Regions from separate parts of the Homo sapiens genome. Here region 2 is linked to region 1. Evidence: read pairs that join two places in POLR2A ChIA-PET (ENCODE). Cell type or tissue: PC-3. All regions are shown on one strand. Each heading gives the region's core, and the rest is flanking DNA. Links, peaks and the distances in the headings are about the cores only. Region 1 has its middle 270 kb from the start of LINC00993. Region 2 has its middle 170 kb from the start of LINC00993.

What was found. Peaks named below come from ENCODE experiments on the same cell type or tissue, not always from the same donor. Only the 100,000 strongest peaks of a DNase experiment are listed, where the experiment ranks them.
Region 2: POLR2A ChIA-PET joins it to region 1 with 5 read pairs; 2 of 35 experiments call an interaction of 5 or more read pairs at or near these places.

The regions. Positions count from the first base shown.
Region 1 is chr10:37,568,649-37,581,497 of GRCh38, forward strand. No RefSeq gene overlaps it. Among named protein-coding and RNA genes, the nearest start is that of LINC00993, 270 kb to the left of the region's middle. In PC-3, for the core only: no CTCF peak of the experiment used is centred there; a DNase peak (open chromatin) is centred at 7,703.
Region 2 is chr10:37,475,697-37,488,545 of GRCh38, forward strand. No RefSeq gene overlaps it. Among named protein-coding and RNA genes, the nearest start is that of LINC00993, 170 kb to the left of the region's middle. In PC-3, for the core only: no CTCF peak of the experiment used is centred there; no DNase peak of the experiment used is centred there.

The sequences.
Region 1 (12,849 bases), core at 3,077-11,076:
GTTATTGACAGGTAAGAACTTACTACTGCCATCTTGCTAATTTTTTTTTTTTTAGTTTTGTAGTTCTTTTGTTTCACTCTTCCAGCCTTGCTGCCTTTTTGTGTGATTTGTTCTATTTCTGTGGTGATATGCTTTGATTCCTTTCTCTTTTGTGTATCTACTAGAGATTTTTTTCTTTGTGGTTACCATAAAGTTTGGATTAAAACATCTTAAAGTTATAATGCCCTAATTTAAGCTAATAGTATCTTAACTTCTATTGCATACAAAGAGTCTACACTTTTATTTCTCTCCTGAAATTTTATGCTATTGATGCATTCTTTACATCTATTTATATTGTGTATCTGTTGACTGTTTATAGTTGTTTTCAATAGTTTTGTTTTTTAATTCTTATACTAAAATTAAGAGTGATTTACATACCACCTTCACAGTATTAGAGTATGCTGAATTTGACTATATATTTACCTTTACCAGTGAATTTTGTACCTTAATATGTTTTCACATAGTTACTTATTATCTTTCTATTTCAATCCAAATAATTCTCTTAAGCATTCTTGTAAGGTCGGTCTCCTGGTGATGAACTCCCTCACCTTATTTGTCTTGGAATTTCTTTGTCTTTACTTCATTTATGGAGGACAGCTTTGCTGGGCAAAATATTCCTGATTTGTTTTCTTTTAGAATTTTGTGTATGTCACTTTACTCTCTCCTTGCTTGCAAACTTTCTGTTGAGAAGTCTACTGATAGCCTTATAGAATATCCTTTCTATATGACAAGTTTCTTCTCTCTTCCTTTATTCAAGAGTCTCTTTTCTCTCTTTCCTGATTTTTGACAATTTGATTATAATGTGTTTCAGAATATTTCTTTTTTAAAATTGATCTTGCTAGGAAAGCTTTGAGCTTCCTGAAACCGTATATTCATATTGCTTCCAAGATTTGGGAAGTTTTCAGACAGTATTTCTTTAAGTAAATGTTCTACCTCTTTGTCTCTTCTCTTTATGGTATTCTAGTAGTTTGTATACAGTTGGTCTTTCATATTTGCTTGTTCTGCATCCATGGATTCAACCTACCACTGATGGAAAATATTTTTTAAAAACAATAAAAATAACAATACAACAATAAAAATAATACTAGAAAACAACACAGTATAATAACTATTTATATAACTTTTATATTGTATTAAGTACTGTAAGTAATGGAGAGATTATTTAAAGCCTATTGTGAGGGTATGCATAGGTTATATAAAAATACTATGCCATTTTATATATGAGACTTGAGTATTAGCAGATTTTGATATTCATGAGGGGTTCTGGAACCAATTTCCTGTGGATACCAAGGGATAACTATATTCATATATTTGTTGGTTTCCCATAGGTTCCTATGCTTTCTTCACTCTTTTCAATATATTTTTATTGCTCTAATTGGTTAATTTCAAGTGACCTACTTTTGGGCTCACTAATTCTTTCTTCTGCATGATCAAGTCCACTGTTAGAACTAAGTTTTTCAGTTCTGTTGTATTATTCATCTGTTCTAGGGCTTCTGCTGAGTTCTTTATGTTTTCTATTTCCATATTAAACTTCTTTTTTTGTTCATTTAATATTTTTATAATTTTAGTTGTCTATGTGTATTTTCTTGCATCTCATTGAACTTCTTTAGGATAATTGTTTTGAATTATTTTTCAGACAATCCACACATCTCCATTTCTTTGGAGTCAATTATTGAAGTTCTATTAGTTTCCTTTGGTGGTATAATGTTTGTGTGATGATTTGTTATCTGTGTAGCTTTGCATTGATGTCTATGCATTGAAAGGAGCAAATTCATCTCTCAGGCTTTACAGATAGTATGTGCCAACTTAAAATCCTCTCCTATTAGGTCTTGGGTTAAAGAGATTGCCTCTGGGATTGTGGTAGGCAGTAGAGTGGGATTGGATCCAGGTCATGTGGCTGATGTTGGGTCGACAGTAGACACTATAATCAACAGGCCTCTTTCCAGAGGTTCTCATGGGCATGGGTTCTATCTGGTCCCTGGGTGAACTGGACCATCTCTAAGATCTTGGTATGTGGAGCTGGTGTTGAGATGATGTTCTGCTTCAGAATTTACCTAGTATGCTGATGAGTGTGGCTTCTTCTGAGTCTCTGAGAGAGCTCCTGTTGGATCACTGGTTGGATTATCTGCCCTGGGGTGGTTGTACTGCCCTGGTCCATGATTGAAATGGCTGGAATTAAGATACAAGGTTGTTTCAGGGCCCACACCTGAGACTGAGAACCTCAGACCAGTCTCCAGGATCATAAATAGGCATGTCTCCTGGTGGGTTCCTGGGTTAGCAGTCCTACTTTTAGACTGTAGTTGAGAAAGACTGGAGCCCATTTTTAAGGATTATTCAAGATCTATAATGGGACCAAAGTCAGGGCATTACCTATAGGGGCACCACTGGACCTGTCTCCCTCTGGGTCCCCAGGCAAGCAGAACTGTTCTCAATCTCTACACAAAAGGGGCATAAGATCTAGGGCCATTTGAGGATCAACTTTGGGACAAACTTTGGGAAGCCTACCATGGAAATTCAGGTGGGCATGCCTCCCAGTGGAATCCTAGTTGGGCAGAACTGCTTCCAGACCACAGCTGGGAGAGGCTAATGAATTCAGGCTTCAGGGCTAATTCACAATATGCTGTAAGATTGATGCTGGCAAGGCTGACTTGGTGGCATCGGTGGATGATATTCCTGGCCAGTTCCCTAATCAGACAGAATTGTTCCCAGACCACAGCTAAGATGGGGCTGGAGCTGAGATTCAGAACCCATTTGGGAACTGTTAGAGGATGGAGGCTGGCAAGCCTGTCCAGGTGCATCTCCTGAGATTTCCAAGCAGTACTAAGCTAGGAGTACAGCTGAGGGGGTGTTGGAGCTGAGTTACAAAATATCTTTTGGGTTCAATGCTGGGACCAATGTTGGCAGGCCTGTCTGCCCAGACACTAGTGTGCATGATTCCTCCTAGGCCCATTAGCAAATAGTTTCAGTAGCAGGGTCAAGGCCAAATAGGGCTGGAGTCAAACCCTTTAAAGAACAGAGACATTTCTGAATCTAAACCTTGGAGCATGGTGAATGCATCTGCCATGTGGGTGCATATCTGCACTCTCAAAGTGACACTCCTAGGTTCTCAGCTACTCTAGGATTTCACAACCTCCTGCCTGAAACACAAGGCTCCCATAAAGAGATTTTTGCTTGTGGAGGGTGCAGAATTCTTGTTGTCATCGGGGAAAGGAGGGGGTGACCTCCTATTTTGCTACCTTACTCATATCTACAAGGTCTTAATGAGTTCTTAATATCATATATTTTATTTTTTAGTTTATAATATCCTTTCAATTACTTTTAGTAAGTTCTGGTTCTTTGTTGAAAATTCTCTGAATTTTTATATATTTTTACATTCTTCTGTTTTCTGAATGTATCCAACAGTTACTTTAAATTCATCATCAATTAATACAGTAGTTTGATCACAAGTTGCTCTTGTGTTCTTCCCTGTTACTTATCGTTTATGGCATCTTATTCTTGATGTGGTGGATTTATTGCACTCAGGATCCTGAGTTTTACCCCTTCCTCTGTCCTCACATTTCTCCTTTTAACTTCCCAGTGTCCTTCCATTGGGCAGAGCGTTCTGCCACTTGAATCTAGGCGTAGCCACAGGGCTGGTTTGGGCCATGTTAGCAAAATGGCACAAGCAAAGGCTTGGAAAAGTGCCTGTGTGTATCATCTTGCCCATTTGCTCCTCTGTCCTTGTCACAAGAATAGGGACACATGAGCTTGCTGGGGAACGAGGCACAAGGAGCAGAGCCAAAACCACAATTTTTTTTCAGCCAAGTCAGACATCTCTTGGCCAACTGTCAGTCAGGAGAGACTCTGAAAACTGCCCATTTGAGGTTAGTCCAACTCATTGACTCCAGAACTCATGACTTATGTAATTATTGTATGGCCTTAAAGCTGAGTCGGTTTTTTTTGGTACATAGAATTATTGTGACAATATAAAACTGATACTTTAAATATATTCATTACATTTCAGTTGTGTGCTAGACATGGTTTATTGTAAAAAATTAGAAGCTTCAGATTACAATATCTACAAGAGATATTGTATCAACACTTTGCTAATCAAAGACTAGAGGCTTATTATCTTGTTAGTTATGAACTTAGCTGGATCAAGGCTGGGTTAAAGTTTCATTAAAACTTTGTCTATCTCTGGTTAGTTCCTGTCCCCAAGAATATGGATTTCAAGGGTTTATTTGAAATCATGATGATTTCGGCTCCTCAGTACCCAGAAATCTGGACCTTTGGCTTTGATTCTCAGAGAAATCACACACCCCTTGGTCAACTACCTGTCAGGGGAGACTCTGAAAACTGCCCATTTGAAGTTAGTCCAACTCATTGATTCTAGAACATACGACTTATGTAATTATTGTGTGGCCTTAGAGTTGAGGAATTTTTTTTTGTTTGTTTTTTGTTTTTAGGTCTATAGTCTTCCTCCATGAACAGCTTCAGAATGTGGCAAATGCCTTAAAGGAGATGCCTGCGGGGAGTTTAAAGCCCCTCAAATCTCTAATTTTGTCAATTCTAGCCACCAATGGTTCTACTATTTCTATCTCCTTAAAAGGGGCTCCTCTAGAGTCAGACCATCTAGCTGTGTCCATATCAGCAAAGCCTGCAGGAAATAAACAACTGGAGATTTTCTTTTTTTTTAAGTTTTATTTTACTTTTAATTGACAAATAGTAATTGCATATATTTATAGAGTACAAATTGATATTTTGATACATGCATGCATAGTAGAATGATCAAATAGGGTAATTAGCATATCTATAACCTCAAATATTTGTGTTTTCTTTGTAATGAGAACATTTAAAATGATCTGTTTTCACTATAAATGTACAATACATTCTTATCAAATATAGTCACCTTCTTCTGCAAGAGAACACCAGAATTTCTTCCTCCAACTAACTGTAGCTTTGTACCCATTGAACAACATCTCCCCTTCCTCCATCTACCTCCCACTTCCAGCATCTGGTAACCACTTGCTACTTGCCACTTCTGTGAATTCAACTTTTTTAGATTTCACATATAAGTGAGATCATGTGGTATCACTTTTCATTCAACGCTAATTATTGTTCTTAGAGTGTCCTCCTGGAAGACCTACTAAGCATTTTGAAAGTCTACTAAGCATTTTGAAACTTCACATTATGGAGCTATTATGACTTAGCTTTTTAGCCACCCCAGAGAGCCTTGGGCCCAGGCAGAGAACTGTTGTAGGGGTGGAGCCATGGCAGAGAACCCAACTAGGGCAATTTACAGTGGTGTTTTGGGGACAGAACCACCTCAAAGAGCCCCAACTACAGCAATGTGTGGTGGAGCTATGGGCCCAGGGTTACCTCCTTGATTTGTGGGGCCACTGGTGGACACCTTATGGGCTGTGTCTAAATGCCATGGGGATGGGGCCATTCAGAGTTTTGGGGGTCAAAACCCTGGGCCAATTCTCTCAGAACATGAGACATGGAGTCAAATAAGTTTATTCTCAAGCCTTAATATTTAATGTTGTTCACCCAACAGGGTTTTGAACTTACTTGGGACTATTAATAGTTACCCCTTTCTTCTTTCCTATGTATCCCTTTTAGAATGGGAATGTCCATCCTGTACCTATTTCACTGTTGTATTTTGGAAGCACATAACTTGTTTGATTTCATAAGCTCACAGCTTGAGATAAATTTGCCTCAGAATGGATCATTTCTTGAGTCTTATCTATATCTGATTTAGATGACATTTAGATGAGACTCTGGACTTCTTTAGACTTTTGAGTTGATACTGGCTATTGAGATGGAATGAATGCATTTTGCATGTGAGAAGGACATAAATTTTGGGAAGCCAGGAGTGGAATGCTATGGTCTGAACATTGGTTTCACCCCCAAAACTCCTATATTGAAACCTAGTAAGAGATGATTAAAACATGAGGGCTCCTCCCTTGTGACTGGGATTAGTGTCCTCATATATGAGATCTAAGGGAACTTGTTCACTCCTTCTGCCATGTTGGGACACACAGAAAGTGCCTCTGTGACAAACTAAGCTCTCACCAATCAATGAATCTGCCAGCACGTTGATCTTGGACTTCCAAGACTCCGGAACTATCAGTGAAAAATGTCTGCTGTTTGTAAATTACCCAGGCTCAAATATTTTGTTATAGAAACCCAAATGGACTTAAACACATGTATTTAGCTAATACAACTATAACAGTGTGTAGGGAAAACAACTTAGTAAGTAATAAATTGAAAGAGAAAATATTTGGTTAATTCTTTTCATAAGTATGTTGTGCATGAAAAACAAATGCACTGGATCCCATTGTTCAGGTCCAATTTCCTCTCCATGGGTTTTGTAAACTCTCTGTAAAACATTGACGATGGAAGTTAAGAAAGTAAAAAACTCACTTTCTGATTTAGAAGCAAAAATCTCGTACTATTTGAACAATATTATTCATTAGATTTCCTCCTTGCATCTTTAAATCGCATCTTGCATGCCATGACCATCGAGTACTGAAGCTATGTCACGGTTTTGTTGATTGTTATTTTTCTCAGTCTTGGATTCTACTTTTGCAATCAACCCCTAGCTTAGATAACATCAGTCGGATGTCACTGGGTTTTGTGGCTACAACTATATTATATAATCTTTACTTTCAAATGCTGACATCTTTTCACAAAGAAACTAAAAGTTCAATTTCATTCTTAAGACATTAGGCAGGCTGGGAACGGTGGCTCTCGCCTGTAATACCAGCACTTTGGGAGGCTGAGGTGGGCGGATCACGAGGTCAGGAGATCGAGACCAACCTGGCTAAAATGGTGAAACCCCGTCTCTACTAAAAATACAAAAAAAATTAGCCGGGCGTGGTGGCGGGTGCCTGTAGTCCCAGCTACGCCAGAGGCTGTAGCAGGAGAATGGTGTGAACATGGGAGGAGGAGCTTGCAGTGAGCCAAGATCGCGCCACTCCATTCCAGCCTGGGCAACAGAGCGAGACTCCGTCTCAAAAAAAAAAAAAAAAAAAAAAAAAGACATTAGGCAAAAACCTGGACCAATAAAATATGATAAATGTTCAGAATCTCAAAGGAAAAAGTTTGCTTTGATTTTTAATGGTTTAATTAGGCTGCATTGACAGGGAGCCAATTGGGTGTAGTACAAAGGGTTTGGAGTCTGAAGATCCATTTCTGAGTCTGGAGTCCGTAGGCCTGGACACATTTTGTAAAACCAGAGTTTCCTCAACTGGAAAGTGAAAGTTATGAAGTTGTGATGGGAAGATTTAACTAAGATAATAGAAACAAGACCATGCTATACAAATGTTTAAGTTATAAATTAAAATATTAAAAATTGCCCGATTCCCCAGTACAAAAAGAACTAATTTGGTGAAAAACTGTCTTTTATGTACAGTCGTAGAAAATCCTGAGCTGAGAGGCTCCCTCGTTGGGTGGGACCAGGATGTGGAGCTTCATTCGGAGGAGGAAGGAATGTTCACAGTGTAGATTACGGTGTCAATGCACAATGAAGTATTTAGAAACCATTCATCACCAAAGAGGGATTGTAATTTTAGAATTTTTCAGAACCATAATTTCTTAGTATAACTTTGCAAGAAAATAAGCTTTAACAACAAAAGAATGTAAAATACCTGATCCAGCACAGCAAGGGCAACCCTGTGGCTTGCTGACTCATTAAGTACCCATGCTACTTTATGAAACACATGTGAGTTGCATAGATTTATTAAATACTAATACTTTGAATAAATATGGACATACCCCTGCAGAATTGTGGAATATGACATATTTTAAAACACAGTTTCACCTGTGACTGTAAAACATGCATAAATTAGGTTGGAAACCTTGAGGTGGTAGTGAGTGTTTTGAAACATTAGAGATTGCACATTTACAAATCCACCAATTATAAATGTGATTTTTGAGCATATATGTAGTTTAAATATATAATTATGCTTATTCCATTGCACCTGCAACACCCAGTTCAACAAATATTTATTTTCTAGGATCTGGAGAGTTAAGATGAAAACTACCTTGATCATGACATGTAGGAGTTCAAAGTCTCATGTGGGGTGTGAACATCTAAATAGATAGTTCTAATTACTGTGGTGGGAAACTGGGGTCCTGTATGATGATCTTAGCCTACAGAGAAGAGGAGCACCTCTCCTGACTGGTCTAGAGAGAGCATTCAGTAGAAGTGAAGGTGTAACAATATGCGTCTCTGGTGAAAGGATGCCTGAGTTTGAGATATAAAAAGGGGTTTTGCCTGGCAAGGGGATACAGTGAGAAGCTGTGAGTTACACAACTGTGGTTTATTAGAAATAGAAGGGTAAAGGATAATCATACACAAGCAGAAACCCAAACACAAATGTTTATGTCCAAACATAAACTCTTTAGAAATTTGTGCATGAAAGTTGATATGTGCTTTATTCATAATGGCTGAAAACTGGAAATAACCCAAATGTCCATCATCAGGTGAATGGATAAACCATTGTGTTATGTCTGTGCAGTGGAATACTATTCAGCCTGAAAAGGAATTATCTGTTGAAACATTCAATGACTTCAGTGAGACTAAAAATACTTTTGTTGAGTTAAATGAGCTAAACAAAAAAGATAACATACTATATGGCTCCATATACATAAAGTTGTAGAAAAATCTATAGGTTCAGAAAGTAGATCTGTGATTATCTCTGAACAGGCAGATGAGAGATGTGAGGTAAGGGAATGGGAAGGACCCTACAGGGCACAAGGAAACCTCTGGTATTAATGGGTATGTTCATTATCTTCATTGCAGTGATAGCTTCTTGGGTGTACACTTCTAGCAAAATTCATCAAACTGCATGACTTAAATATGTATGATTTATTGTACATCAATTTTACTTAAAAAAGTTTTAAGTAATAGAGATGATTAAAATGATTTAAGCAGTAAAGTGGTATGGAAAGTTTTAGATTTCTGAAGTTAATGATGTTTTTCTGGTTTCTGGCTTGGATGATGAAGACTGGGAATGGTAATGGTTATAAACCTATTCTCTTCTTGTCTATAATTTATCCAGAAATGAAGCTAACTCAATGCAGGGCTACCTGTTTTTATTAGAGATTAATTTTCCAATTTAGTTATAAATAGGGCAACTGCAGACTAATGTTAGGATAGGCTTAATGTTTCACAAAAATGAGATCTATTGGTTTAGGTCTCTAGATGTTGCCTTGTTCTTGTCTGCCACTGTGAACATCATTACCTTCGTTGGCTCTAACAGTTTACAACACTGTGTCAGGACTGTAGAAGAATGAGGGACTCAAACATATCTAAGGCACCATCCAAGTTATTAGAGGTCATTGTTCAGTTAGCTCATAAATATTCCTTCCTGTCTTAAAAAGAGTAAAAAATAGTGACATTCATTGACTATTTACTGATGGCATTACATCCCTTCATCTTCACCACCCTATGAAGCATGTACCTTTATTATCCCAATTTTACACAAGAGGAAACAGGCTTAAAGATGTTTAGTCACTGGTTCTAGATCATGTTTAGATGATGTTGACCCGATTGGAGCCTGGCAATGTGATTCTCAAGCACATATGATTTCCCTAACTTTTCCTCCCCAGTATTTCTATATCCCAACAATTTTCTTTAAGAAATGGTCATTTGTGGCCAGGTGCGGTGGCTCACACCTGTAATCCCAGCACTTTGGGAGGCCTAGCCATGCAAATCACGAGGTCAGGAGATCGAGACCATCCTGGCTAACACGGTGAAACCCTGTCTCTACCTTTATACAAAAAATTAGCTAGCCGTGGTAGCAGACACCTCTAGTCCCAGCTACTCTGGAGGCTGAGGCAGGAGAATGGTGTGAACCCCAGAGGCGGAGCTTGCAGTGAGCCGAGATGGCGCCACTGCACTCCAGCCTGGGCAACAGAGTGAGACTCCGTCTCAAAAAAAAAAAAAAAAAAAGAGGTCATTTGTGGTATTGTAGTAAAAGAACTTAATGCCTTTATATATTCAGCTTCTATAAATGAAGAAAATGACACCAAACTCCTGCCATGTTTTATCCAAGTCATTTTTCTGTGCTTTCAAGCAAGAGCAGTGATGATGTCATGACCTGATGCCTGCACAGAATCACAGAATCTTCAGAATCCCTTAAGTGATGCTGCCAAGTATGTTTGTTTATTCACTTCATTTACAAACAAAAACCTGTCAGGTCAGATACTATATGCAGGGCTTAAAATGAAAAAGGGAAAGAAAATAAGAGCCCTTATGTATTTTTGATGATGCTCTTTGGTTTTCACAGGGAACAAATACAATCTTAAACTGCTTTTAAATCAGGTATATAGATTTGTACAGATATCATGTATTTGAATGTCTTTCTGCACATGTCTATGCACACATGCAGTTCAAAATCAAAACCAATTTACATTCTTCCTATGTTTTTTATTATAAACTAAAGTATATGCTCTGCTTACATGGTGTTCAATTATAACAACGGGTGAAGTGCTTTGCCTTTGAGTATCTGCAAAGATGGAAGTCTGAATACCTGGGTATTATTTGCTACTCTTTCTTGAATGGTATGTTTAATTGTTATTGGCCAGCATGGAACCTATTTGTCATTTTTTTTAACTAAGCTGGAAGGAATCTGGACTTTTCTTGGACTCTAAATGGCATTCTCACATCTAATAATATCACAATGGTTTAGAGTAAGAATAATTCTAGTCTCACATAAATTTAAAAAAATTGTTTTCTGATAATCCTCCATGTTGAGAAAACCATTTTGCTTATGAACTTTTACACATAAAATTGAAGATTTTATACATAATAAATTTTATACATATATAAATTATATATAATATACTATATATAGTATTATATATAAATTATAAATTATATATATATAATATAAATTTTGTTATATATATGACAACACTTTAAACTTTTAAAATGTGATGGACTGGGCAAGGTGGCTCACGCCTGTAATCCCAGCACTTTAGGAGGCCGAAGCAGGCGGATCCTGAGGTCAGGAGATCGAGACCATCCTGGCTAACATGGTGAAACCCTGTCTTTACTAAAAAAAAAAAAAAAATACAAAAAATTAGCCGGTCGTGGTGGTGGGCGCCTGTAATCCCTGCTACTCAGGAGGCTGAGGCAGGAGAATGGCGTGAACCCAGGAGGCGGAGCTCGCAGTGAGCTGAGATCATGCCATTGCACTACAGCCTGGGCAACAGAGCGAGACTCCGTCTCAAAAAAATTAAAATAATAAAATAAAATGTGATGTTTCCTGTGGAATGGAGATTATTTTAATGTTTTCTTTCTGATTTTCTGAGTTTTTTTCTCCTTCATATTATGTGGTACACACGCATCCTTTTAGGTTGGGAGAGCTGTCTCCATGCCACCTGTGAGGGGCCAAGGGCTGCCATGCGCTCTCTTCCCTGGGGCCTGCTGCCGCTTTTAGTGAAGCTTCCCACTCCCCGACTGTTCTCTTCTCATTCTTGCAGAAACGGTGGTATAAGAAAATCCTCTGGGGTGTTTTTTTACTGGAGAAGGAGAAAAAAACATATTTTTAGTAGTGCTTGTGGAAAACATTGCAGTAACTGACTTTAAAAATACTGAGTTGTGTGAAAGGAATCCCCACGGTAACAAGAGGTTTCATAAGGTTAAACACCTCTTCTGAAATGTCATGGGTGCGGTGGAAACATGGGATTGGCTTTTTTCCAATTATCTCATCAGATCCTTATTTTACTATTAATACCCTAAAGGGGCTGGGCATGGTGGTTCCCGCCTGCAATCAGCACTTTGGGAGGCCGAGGCCGGTAGATCTTCTGGGGACCAGACTGTCCAACATGGTGAAACCCCGTCCCTACTAAAAATACAACAAATTAGCCGGGCGTAGTGGTGCGCCTGTAATCCCAGCTACTCGGTGCGCCTGTAATCCCAGCTACTCAGGAAGCTGAGGCAGGAGAATCGCTTGAACCCGGGAAACAAAGGTTTCGGTGAGCCAAGATCACACCACTGCACTCTAGCCTTGGCAACAAGAGGGAAACTCCGTTTCAAAAAAAAAAATCCAAAGTTTCATATATTATTATTTATTATTTTTTTATTTTTTTTAGCTTTGAAAGCAGATGCCATGCTTGTTCACTCTTATAGGCAGCTCTGAGTCTGAAGGTTCTGGCTGATGAGATTTGCACAACTAGTCTTGTGTTTTATGCCCAAAGTGCTGATTGTTTCTGTGTAAATTGGTGGTGGACATATTTAACTAACTTCCCCATAATATGAATTTGCAAATTTGTTCTTCGGGGAATGATTGGATACAACTCAACGTGATTTTCTCTCCTCTCTCCTTTTTCTAATTTTTGTTCAGACTAAAATGGCAAATGAATAACACATTATTTTTTCTGAACCATATCCATGACTCATTTGACTCACCCAATAACTATACAAGAAGCATTGAAATAGTATTGATTTCCTTATTCCCTAACTTTTCCTCCCCAGTATTTTTATATCCCAACAATGTATAAATATATACATTTCTCTATGGAGAGTAACACACTTAGACACACATGGAAGTATGGCTTCCATGAAGCCAAAGGATACTGAATTAATTTCCTAAAGTCACAAATAAAACTAGGGAAGAGCCAAGGATTCTCAGCTCAGACTTTTCTAATATTTAGTTCCCTACATTTTTTCAGCTATAGATATTGGACTAAATCTGATCTGGATTGGCTGAAAAATGTAATTTCCATGTAACTATATGATTGCAGCAGCAGCATTTTGAGATGTTTCTGGTCAGAGGAAGACACCAAGGGGCTAATATTTGTTGAACCTTTGAAATT
Region 2 (12,849 bases), core at 2,582-10,581, 93 kb before region 1:
ACTTTGGGAGTCCAAGGCGGGCGGATCACGAGGTCAGGAGATCGAGACCATCCTGGCTAACATGGTGAAACCGCATCTCTACTAAAAATACAAAAAATTAGCCAGGCGCGGTGGCGGGCGCCTGTAGTCCCAGCTACTCGGGAGGCTGAGACAGGAGAATGGTGTGAACCTGGGAGGCAGAGCTTGCAGCGAGCTGAGATTGTGCCACTGCACTCCAGCCTGGGTGACGGAGAGAGTCCATCTCAAAAAAAAAAAAAAAAAAGAAAGAAAAGAAAAGAAAAGAAAAGTAAGCAAAAATATAGATAATTCATAGAAATACACATTAATGAAAAATATATTTTAAGGAATTCAAACACACAAGGAACAAAATGATGGTTTAAATGCAATTCTGTGATTCTAGTTTTCCCTTATCAAATTAGCAAAGATAAGAAGAATACTTCAATCTAGTGTACCTTTGCAGGAAAGAAAGCCCTTTCATGTACACTTGATGAATGTGTAAATTGCTAAACTCTTTTTTGAAAACAATTTGTCAATATATATCAACAGTCCTAAAATATTTATGCCCTTTTCTCTAGTAATTTCATATCACAAAGTTGTCAGAGAGATGCAGACCAATATTTATATCCTGGGATTTCATTGCAGCATTATTTATAATAATGAACAATTGGAAGCAACTCAAATATTCAACAGAGAGCAATTATAAACAACATTATGATACATCAAGAAAATGTAAGATTATGTGGCTAGTAAACATTTTGTGGTATGGTTTGGATGTGGTCGGTCCCTGCTGGAATGCATGTTGAAATTTGATACCCAATGTAGCTGTGTTGGGAGGTAGAGCCTAGTGGGAGGTGTTTGGGATATGGGAACAGATCCCTCATTAATAGATTAGATTAGTGCTCTTCTGCAAAGGTAAATGAATTCTCCCTCTGGCAGGAATAAATTAGTTCCCTTGAGAGCAGATTAAAAAAAAAAAAATTCTGGCTGGAGGCAGGGCTCACACCTGCAATCCCAGCACTTTGGAGTACGAGGCAAGAACATGGCTTGAGTCCAGTATTTTGAGACCAGCTTGAGCAACATAGCGAGACCTCATCTCTGCAAAAATAAAAATTAAAATATTAGCCAAGCATGGTGGCATGGGCCTGTAGTTCAAGCTACTAAGGGGGCTAAGGTGGGAGGATTGCTTAAGCCTAGATGTTGGAGGCTGCAGTGAGCTTTGACCATGCCACTGCACTCCAACCTGGGTGAGTGTGAGACCCTGAAAAAAACAAAAGTCTGGCTTCCCCAGTTTTTCTTTTTTGCTTCCTTTCTTGCCATGTGATCTTTGCACACTTCCACTTCCCTCCTGTTTTCTGCCTGGAGCGGAGGCCCTCACCTGATGCAACTGTCCAATCGTGGACTTTCCAGCCACCAGAATCATGAGCCAAATACATTTCTTTTCTTGATAAATTACCCAGCCTCAGGTCTTCTGTAATAGCAACAGAAAACAGACAAAGACTTTTTGTTTTCAAAGAATATTCCATGTCATGGGGAAAGTCTCATAATATGGTGTTATGTGAAAATAGATACACAGGTTCCATTTTGAAATAAATATATATTTAGAAATGAAACAGGAAGAAAATATGCCAAAATGTTAACTGGTTTTTCTCTTATTGATAGGATTACAGTGGAGCTTTTAGATTTTAATGTCTTCCAGATCTCCCCTCCCCTCCCCTTCCCTTCCCCTCCCCCTCCCCTCACCTCCCCTTTCCTTTCTTTTTCAAGTAAGGGTCTTCCCCTGTCACCCATGACAGAATGCAGTGGCATATTCGTGGCTCACCGTAGCCTCGAACTCCTAGGCTCAAGCAATCCTCCCATCTCAGCCTCTCAAGAAGATGAGACTACAGATGTGTGCCACCACACCTGGCTAATATATATATAGCATCTGTTTCTGCAAGTGGATTGCAAGCACCTTGTGGTGTCTAGTGTGATACTTAGTATATAAGAGTAGTGTTAGTACACAGCAGGTGCTCAATAAATACTGCAGATTATCTCATTTCTAAGCTACCTGTGGCAACATGGTTCTCTATGCATTCAGGAATTTTTTTTTTTCTTTGCGTATTTCCCGTCTACCCTCCCCAAACAAAGCCATTTAGAGACAGATGGACCAGACCTTCCGCAATCTCAGTGAGCCCATGAGCATCCCAGACTGAACAGAAATTCAGCTGTAGACCTAGCAGATGTTTATTATCCTCCCTCCTTCTTTTGTTGTTTTTCACACACCTCTGTGCTGGAAAAGAGCCACCTGGTATATTAACTCTACACAGATGCTTGGAATTTTCTGTCCTTTTAACCTAGCAAAGAAAGGAGTTGTAAAACATAAAGACTTCTTTTTTTAACTTTTAAAATAAATGAAATCGGCTGGGCATGGTGACTCATGCCTGTAATCCTAGCACTTTGGGAGGCTGAGGCGGGGGGATCGCTTGAGGTCAGTAGTTCTAGACCAGCCGGGCCAACGTGGTGAAACCACATCTCTACTAAAAATACAAAAATTAGCCAAAAAATTACAAAAATACAAAAATTAGTGTGGCCTGTAGTCCCAGCTGTTCAGAAGGCTAGGCAAGAGAATTGCTTGAACCTGGGAGGCAGTGGTTGCAGTGAGCGAAGATCGTGCCATTGCACTCCAGCCTGGATGACAGAGCAAGACTCTGTCTAAAAAATAAAAATAAATAAAAAATAATAAATGAAATCATCTTTCATTTTAGTTATGGAGATAAAGGGAGGGTGAGGCCTTCCTTACAGAGCCGGGGCCAGCTGTGTTTATACTGAACATCAGGGCCAGGGCCTAGGAATAGTGACAGGCACAGGTGGCCATAGGATATTGGCAAGAGGTCACAGACCCAGACACGTGCATGGCCAGGCATGTAGCAAATGGGGCGTGTCAAATGGTAGCCGTGGGTGGGACCAGAGGTGGAAGTACATGATTTAAGCTTCCCGAGCCCTGACTTGCTCAGGCCTCTGGAGGGGCCTTAGCAATTTTGTATTTATAATTTCAATTTATTTTTCTTAGAGAAGTCATTCCAACTAATATAAGCCTCAGGCCTGATAAAAACCTATCTTTGCCTCTGGTGGAACTCTCGTACCCAGTGTGCCCTGGCCTAAATAAGTTGGACCATTCGGCCTCAAGTGATGACAGCTAATCAGAAGTGTTGCTAGGGCTTTTGATTTTTCCAGAGCAGGAGGAATCCAGGTTTTTGTATGAAATCTCTGACAGTTTAAATGTCAGTAACTTACAGCCAGGCATGGTGGCTCACACGTATAATCCCAGCACTTTGGGAGGCTGAGGCAAGTGGATCATTTGAAGTCAGGAGTTCGAGACCAGCCTGGGCAACATGGTGAAACCCTGTCTTTACTAAAAATACAAAAGTTAGCTGGGCGTGGTGGCATGTACCTGTAGTCCCAGTTACTTGGGAGGCTGAGGCAGGGGAATCACTTGAACCCAGGAGGCGGAGGTTGCAGTGAACTGAGATCATGCCACTGCACTCCAGCCTGGGTGGCAGAGTAAGACTTTGTCTCAAAAAAAAAAAAAAATTGTTGGTAACTTACAACAAAATAAAAAACCACTGTGGCCAAACAAGTTGTATATATATATAGGCTGGAGTGAATTCATGGACTGCCAATCTGTGACTTCTGGTTATTTGAGTTGAGGAATTACAGAATTGCCAAATTCTGTCATTTGGCTCCATGGCAGGGTCTACCTGTCCTCTGTCCTCTGCCCATTAGAACAGGTTTGGATAGGTCTCTACCAGGGAGTTTTGATCTTTTCTGCAGCTGCAGCCAACAGCCAGACATCCTCTAAATGTCACCCGCTGGTCACAACGACGGAAAGCCAACCGGGGGTGCAGCTAGACAAATTGATGTAAATTCATTTCCACAATTGGCAAAGCCAACCAAAGCACATGGCCCACTGACAGTGATGTGGCAGCAAAGTCACTTGAACATGTGAAGACCACGTGGGGTGGCTATTGTTCTTTCTGGGCACTAATTAATCTTGTGGGTGGGTAAGTAACTGTGTTGTGCTCCTCCAGATGGCCGCAGCCAGTGAGTTCAGGGGAGATTTATATAACTGATCAAACAGAGAGCAAGTCACTTCCCTCGAGCCCCCAAATCCACTTGAGGCCACACACCCAGCCTTTCATAACTGCAGGCTTTCCACCATGTGAACACTATTCAGAAACTGCAAAGGCCCCCCAGTTAAAGGAGTGACTTCTGCATGTCATTTCATATGTAGAAGATGATGGTTCCTCTTAAGTTCCCGGGATGACAGGTGACATCAGATGGGGTCACCGGCTGGTATTTAGGGCAGAACACAGCTGTCAAGGATATTGGGTAGAGGGACGAGGCTGTTAAGAACAGTGGATTGCGAGTGATAGCCTGTGGGCTTCCTTCTGTTGTTAGCTCAGATTGGCCATAAAGCTGCTTTGAGTGGCTGTGTTTCCATCACTAATTAGCATGCCGTGGGAGCTGCTTTGGCATTGCCATAGAGAGGTTTCAGGGCTGCTGCTTGGCATTTTTTTTTTTTTTTTGAGACAATCTCGCATCTTGCTCTGTTGCCCAGGCTGGAGTGCAGTGGTGCGATCTTGGCTCACTGCAACCTCCATCTCCTGGGTTCAAGCAGTTCTTGTGCCTCAGCCTCCTGAGTAGGTAGGACTACAGGCACGTGCCACCATGCCTGGCTAATTTTTTTGTATTTTGGTGGAGACCAGGTTTCACCATATTGGCCAGGCTGGTCTTGAACTCCTGACCTTGTGATCCGCCCGCCTCAGCCTCCCAACGTGCTGAGATTACAGGCCTAAGCTGCCAGGCCTGACCTGCTGCTTAGCTTTTAAGTAACTACCAGGATCTGTGGTAGTGGTGAAGCGTGCTTTGCATAAGCCTAGGGATCTGTTGTATAAACTCCACTACTCCTGCTTCTGATCAGGGGTGTCAGGGGGTGAGGGAATTGCATAACATTTAAGGGAGCATCAACCCTTCCCCCCATGCATGGGCTTCTTCCGGAAAGGGCCCATCAGAACCACCACCCCCCACCAGGGAAGGGGTGTTATTTATTTATTTATTTATTTATTTATTTATTTATTTATTTGAGATGAAGTCTCGCTGTTGTCATCCAGGCTGGGGTGCAGTGGCACAATCTCAGCTCACTGCAACCTCCACCTCCTGGGTTCAAGCAATTCTCCTGCCTCCCTCCCAAATAGCTGGGACTACAGGTGCCCGCCACCACGCCTGGATAATTTTTCTATTTTTTAGTAGTGATGGGGTTTTGCCATGTTGGCCAGGCTGGTGTCGAACTCCTGATGTAAGGTGATCCGTCTACTACCACCTCCCAGTGACTACAGGTGTGAGCCACTGCACCTGGCCAAAAAGTCTATATAGTCTTAGAAAAAGCTGCAGGCTGGGCATGGTGGTACACACTTGTAGTCCCAGCTACTTAGGAGGCTGAAGCAGGAGGATTACTTGAGCCTAGGGGTTCAAGGCCAGCCTGGGCAACATAGCTAGACCCCATCGCCTTAAAAAATGCAGAAGTTAGCCAGGCATGGTGGTGGGTGCCTGTAGACCCAGCTACTTGGGAGGCTGAAATGGGAGGATCCCTTGATCTCAGGAGTCAAAGCTGCAGTGAGCTGTGATCATGCCACTGCACTCCAGCCTGGGCGATAGTGTGAGCCCCCATTTCTAAAAAAGAAAAAAAAGAAAGAAACTGCAGTAGATAATGTATAATGGAAGACAATAAAAGAAGGAAGATGAAGCGTTTTTCCCCAGGGAGTTAGGCTGTCAGTGTGTCTGTCTGAAACCTTCCCAGTAAGTCAGTATTTCTAGTGCATGCCTGGTAGAATTACCTTGCTTTGTCTTCTAATTCATTCACTCACAAATTAATATATGAATTCCTATTATAATCCAGTCCCTCAGTCAGATGCTAGGCACACGTGATGAGTGAAATACAGTCCCTGCAGTTTGGAGCATACATAAAGAAGAGTATAAAAACTAAATGTCAGCCGGGCACAGTGGCTCATGCCTGTAATCCCTGCACTTTGGGAGCTTAAGGCAGATGGATCATCTGAGGTCAGGAGTTCGAGACCAGCCTGGCTAAGATGGTGAACCCCCCCCCCCCCCACTAATAATAATAAAAAAAGTTAGCTGGGCATGGTGGCACGTGCCTGTATCCCTAGCTACTCGGCAGGCTGAGACAGGAGAATCGCTTGAAACTGGGAGGCAGAGGTTGGTTGCAGTGAGCCGAGATCATGCCACTGTACTTCAGCCTGGCGACAGACCAACACTCGTCTAAAAAAAAAAAAAAAAAAGGAAATGTTCTAGATTCTAATGAAGAATGATGACATAGTTTGGATTAATTATCTTGGACTGGTTTTTTTTTGTTGTTGTTGTTGTTGTTTGTTTGTTTTGAGACAGAGTGTTGCTCACTGCAACCTCCGCCTCCCGGGTTCCAGATATTCTCCTGCCTCAGCCTCCTGAGTAACTGGGACTACAGGTATGTGCCACCACACCTGGCTAATTTTTGTATTTTTAGTAGAGACCGGGTTTCACCATATTAGCCAGGATGGTCTCGATCTCCTGACCTCATGATCTGCCCAGCTCACCCTCTGAAGATGCTGGGATTACAGGCCTGAGCCACAGCGCCTGGCCTGTCTTCAGTTTTATACATTGTATCCAGGTGTGGACTTTTACAAATTTATATTGCTTGGGATTTGCTGTGAGTTGATGTCTGTCATCAGCTCTGGAGAATTCCTGGCTATTATTTCTCCAAACATTGGCTTTGCTCCAATATCTCATTCTTCTTTCTTCCTGTATGTCGATTAAATGAATGTTAGATCTTTTTAACCACTCTCCTTTTTATATTTTCCTTCTTTTTTTTTCCTTTTCAAGCTGAATTATGGATAGTTTTTTCCTGACCTGTCTTCTGCTTCACTAATTCTCACTTCAGCTGAGATGATCTGCTATGAAGTCAGCCACTGGCTTTTTAACTTCAATGACTGTATTTTTCAGTTTGAGAATTTCTAGTTGGCCCTTTAAAAAACTTTTGTGTCATTTTCTATAGTTTCCAATTGCCATAATTGTCAAGTGTGGCTTTTATGTTTCTGAAGGCAGTAAACAGAGTTGTTTTATGGCCTGTGTCTAAGAATTCTCATTTCTAAAGTCTCTGTGAGCCCGTTTGCACTCTTGGCTGTTCCTGCCATCCTAGCTCTTAATGTCTTGTTTTATTTCTTTTTCTTTCTTTTTTTTTTTTTTTGCGACGGAGTCTTGCTCTGTCACCCAGGCTGGAGTGCAGTGGTGCAATCTCTGCTTACTGCAACCTCCACCTCCCTGGCTCTAACAATCCTCCTACCTCAGCCTCCCGAGTAGTTGAGATTACAGGTGCACGCCACCACGCCTGGCTAATTTTTGTATTTTTAGTAGAGACTGGGTTTCACCATATTGGCCAGGGTGATCTTGAACTCCTGGCCTCAAGTGATCCATCTGCCTCAGCCTCCCAAAATGCTGCAATTACAGGCATGAACCAACAAGCTGGGCTGTAATGTCCTGCTTTCTTGAGTACCTGAATTATGTTAGATGGTATTGGGCATTACATATGTATGAATATATATGTATATACGTGAATAATGGTGGAGTCTTCCAGATAGGTTTTTAGCTGTGTCTGCCAGTGGGGCACCACCAGTCTGGAACCACCTTAATCCAAGTTCAAAGTTTGAGACTCCTGGACCTCCCAGATGATCTGAACTTGTCTGTGAGCCTGAGGGCTGCATACTTGCCCTCCTCCCTGACCCTGCGGACCCTGCTTGACATGGGGAGTGGTGTATCTGAATCCCTAAATTTGGCAGACCCTGGGCTTTGAATTGTGTTCTTTTACCCTGTAAGACTATGGAAAAAACAGCTCATTTTCAAAGCTATTTTTTTCCAGATTGAAAAATGCCTTAGGATAAAAGCTTTGTGGGCTGGGCGAACCTCTTCTGGGTTTGTCCTGGCCTCAATTTTGGCAGATGTTTCTTCACCACTTTATTATCATTTTGATCCTCTTAAGGAAATTAAACAAATCTTTCAGCTGGCTTTTTAAGTTGTCTTTTGTAGAAGAGTTTATCTAAATTACTTAACCTGCTGTTAGCAAGGGAGAAGTACCAGGTGACCTAGGTTCAAATCCCAGGTGTGTGTATCACTTACAGCTGGCTGGTGTCAGCCAAGTTTGTTTGCTCATCTATCTGATGCACACATTAAACCCGTACCTACTTGATGTCGTGGCTGTAAAATTTAAAAGTGAACATTGTTTTTTATAAAGGGATATAGTCACAGATTTATTTATTGTGTGTGTCCCACACTAGAATGTCAATTCCAAAAGAATGGCACTTCACAGCCTGGTGTGGTGGCTCATGCCTATAATCCCGGCACTTTGGAAGGCTGAGGCAGGCAAATCACGAGGTCAGGATTTCAAGACCAGCCTGGCCAACGTGGCAAAACCATGTCTCTGTTAAAAATACAATTAGCTGGCTGTGGTGATGGGCACCTATAATCCCAGCAACTCAGGAGGCTGAGGCATGAGAATCGCTTGAACCCGGGAGGCAGAGGTTGCAGTGAGCCGAGATCACGCCATTGCACTCCAGCCTGGGTGACAGTGGGAGACTCTGTCTCAAAAAAAAAAAAAAAAGACAAGTGGCACTTCACCATTATTTGTTATTTCCCTAATAATGCCTGATACATAGTAGATGCTCAATCAGCATGGACTACAGGAAGGGTTACTTTGTAAAGATAACCAAGTACTTACCCAGAAAACATGTATGTAGGCTGTGTACAGTGGCTCATGCCTGTATTTCTAGGTTTCTGGGAGGCTGCTGTAGGACCACTTGAGGCCAGGAGTTTGAGACCAGTCTGGGCAACATAGTGAGACCCCATCTCTACAAGAAGAATTTTTTAAAAAATTTACTGGGCATGGTGGCATGCATCTATAGTCCCAGCTACTCAGAAGGCTGAGGCAGGAGGTTCACTTGAGCCCAAGAGTTTGAGGCTGAAGTGAGCTGTGATGGCACCACTGCACTCCAGCCTGGGTGACAGCAAGATCTTGTCTCTGAAACATTTTTTGTAAAACCAAGATTTGAACTTGGATTAAGGTGGTTCTAGAAGGGTGGTGCCCCAAGGCTTGGCAGACAGAGCAAGAAAAAAAAAATCCCCGCATGTATTTAAAGATAAAACCATATCAGAAAACTGCATTCTTGGGGATCAAGATCAAATCTTCATATCAGCATCTACTATCTATGTAGAAGGTCCTGTTCCCCTTTGTTAATTTCTAAACCTGGTTGTTAGATTAATACAATCATTGTTATTTCGTTTTAATTTTTTACTTGATATGATTTTTTTTTTTGAGACAAAGTCTTGCTCTGTCACCCAGGCTGGAGTGCAGTGGCAAAACCTTGGCTCACTGCAACCTCCACCTCCCAAGTTCAAGCAATTCTGCTGCCTCAACCTCCTGAGTAGCTGGGATTACAGGCACATGCCACCACACCTGGCTAATTTTTGTATATTTTAGTAGAGGTGGGATTTCGCCATGTTGGCTAGGCTGGTCTTGAACTCCTGACCTCAGGTGATCCGCCCACCTTGGCCTCCCAAAGTGCTGGGATTACAGGCAAGAGCTACCGCGCCTGGCCCCCTGATATGATTTTGAACAGGATCTTTATCTTCAGTGAAATGCTGATACTCCATTTCTTTGTGGAAACAGTCTTGACTTGTTGGGCACTTGGGCTGTTTCCAGTTTTGGGCTATTAGAGATAATGTCAGCTTCTTTGTCTACTGACGAAAGTGAAAATGGTGAAATGTGTCTATAGTCGAACCTTGACACTGTGTTCAGGCTCATTTTGGATGTATCTTTCAGTGCTTGAAGTTTGGCATCCTCTATAGTATAAACAAGATCAACAAAAATTGATTCCTGAGCCTCCTTCAGTGCTTGAAGTTTGGCATCCTCTATAGTATAAACAAGATCAACAAAAATTGATTCCTGAGCCTCCCAAGGGAAAAATTCAGACGATTTCCAAAGGAGATCAAAGAAAGATGTTCAATATAGAATTCAGGGTCACTGTGGAATCTTAATGATAAACTTTGGTATTTCCTTTGACCAAAATTATTTTAATAAATGCTCTAGCAATCACTGCCACCGGTACATTTTTTTTTTTTTAACCGAGGAGTGATTTAGGAATGGTAAGGTGATTTGCCTTGAGCCATAGAAGCTGGGGTGCTGACTGACTCATTCTGTATTCTGCAGCTTTTTAGGTAAAGAATTACCATGAATTTTTCCTTTTTTTTTCTTTCGAGATGGGGTCTCACTCTGTCACCCATTTAAGAGTGCAGTGGCACCATCATGGCTCACTGCAGCCTCAACCTCCCAGGCTCAAGCAATCCTCCCACCTCAGCCTCCCCAGTAGCTGGGACCAAGGCGCATACCATCATGCTCAGCTAATTTTTTGTATTTTTGGTAGAGATGGGGTTTTGTCATGTTGCCCAGGCTGGTATCACTCCTGGCCTCAAGCAATCCTCCCATCTTGACCTCCCAAAGTGCTGGAATTACAGGTGTGAGCCACTATGCCTGGCCAAGAATTACTATAATTTTATAATCAGAACAATGAAGTAACCAAAGTATACTTTTATTTGATGCTCAAATAAAACTAATCAAGTGATCTTGTTTTACAAGTGAAAAAGTCATGACAACAACAGTAGCTACTATTTATTGTCTGCCTTTGGTTTAGGTGTTTTACAGTCACTCACTGTCTATGTTCTTAAAACAACCTGGCAAAGTAGATAAAAGATGCTTCCTGACTTACATGATTCCGGTCTGTCCCAACAAACCATTGTAAGTTGAAAATGCTTTTATTTCATTAATTAATTAATTAATTTGAGACAGAGTCTCTCTCTGTCACCCAGCTGGGGTGTAGTGGCATGATCTCTGGTTACTGCAACCTCCACCTCCTGGGTTCAAACGATTCTCCTGCTTCAACCTCCCGAGTAGCTGGGATTACAGGTGTGTGCCATCACACCTGGCCAGTTTTTTTTATTTTTAGTAGAGACAGGGTTTCACCATGTTGGCCAAGCTGGTCTCCAACTCCTGACCTCAAATAATCTGCCCACCTTGGCCTCCCAAAATGCTGGGATTACAGGCATAAGCCACTGTGCCCAGCTGAAAATGCATTTAGTATAACTAACCCACCCAACATCACATCTTAGCCTGGCCTAACTTACATGTGCTCAGAACACTTACATTAGCCTAAAGTTGGGCAAAAACATCTCACCCAGAGCCTATTTTATACTAAAGTGTTGATTTGGGAGACCGAGGTAGGTGGATCACCTGAGGTCAGCAGTTGGAGACCAGCCTGGCCAACATGGTGAAACCCCGTCTTTACAAAAAATACAGAAAAATTAGCTGGATGTGGTGGTGCACACCTGTAATCCCAGCTACTCAGGAGGCTGAGGCAGGAGAATCACTTGAACCCAGGAGGCAGAGGTTGCAGTGAGCCGAGATCGTGCCATTGCACTCCAGCTTGGGCAACAAGAGCAAAACTGTGTCTCAAAAAATAATAAATAAATAAAGTGTTGAGTGTCTCATGGAATGTATTGAACATTGTACCAAAAATGAAAAGTGGAATGTTTTTATAGGTACGCAAAGTACCGTTTCTTTTTTTCTTTTCTTTCTTTTTTTGAGAAAGAGTTTCGCTGTCTTGCCCAGGATGGAATTCAGTGGTACAATCACGGCTCACTGCAACCTCCATATCCTGGGCTCAAGTGATTCTCCTGCCTCAGCCTCCTGAGTAGCTGAGACTATAAGCACTCACCAACACGCCTAACTTTCGTATTTTTAGTAGAGACAGGGTTTTGCCATGTTAACCAGGTTGGTCTTGAACTTCTGGGCTCAATTGATCCACCTGCCTCAGCCTCCCAAAGTGCCGGGATTACAGGCATGAGCCACCACCACACTCAGCCTCAAAGTACAGTTTCTACTAAATGCAGATTGTTTTCACATCATCATAAAGTTGAAAAATTATAAGTTAGGCTGGGCGCGGTGGCTCACACCTGTAATCCCAGCACTTTGGGAGGCTGAGGCAGGTGGATCACCTGAGGTCAGGAGTTCAAGACCAGCCTGGACAACGTGGTGAAACCCTGTCTCTACTAAAATACAAAATTAGCCAGGCATTGTGGTGGGCACCTGTAATCACAGGTACTTGGTAGGCTGAGGCAGGAGAATTCCTTGGACCTGGGAGGTGGAGGTTGCAGTGAGTTGAGATTGTGTCATTGTATTCCAGCCTGGGCAACAAGAACAAACTCCATCTCAAAAAAAAAAAAAAAAAAAAAAAAGAAAAGAAAAATAATAAGTTAAATTATTGTAAGTAGAGTACGATCTGTACTACTGTTATTTCCATTTTCCAGGTAAACAAAACTGAGGCTGAGAGGAGTTATGCAACTTGCTGCCCTTAAGGCCACAAAGCTAGAGCGTGGTGGAGGCAAAACAGTAGTGCCTAATTTACCACTTGCTTATTACCACTGAAAGAAAAGATGACATTTCCAGGTGTTTTGGGTGCTAATTCAATTCTTAAGTGTTTGTTTAGGATCTAGCAATGTTTGTCCCCCAGGGTAAGGGGTAGGGTATCTTAAAAGGTGACAAGTGGTATCCTTATATACAAGAGAGATTTTATCTTTTATCTCAGCCTTTTTTTTTTTTTTTAAGAGACAGGATCTCAGTCAGTCACCCAGCCTGGAGTGCAGTGGCATGACCTCAGCTCACTGCAACCTCTGCGTCCTGGGTTCAAGCGATTCTCATCCCTCAGCCTCCCA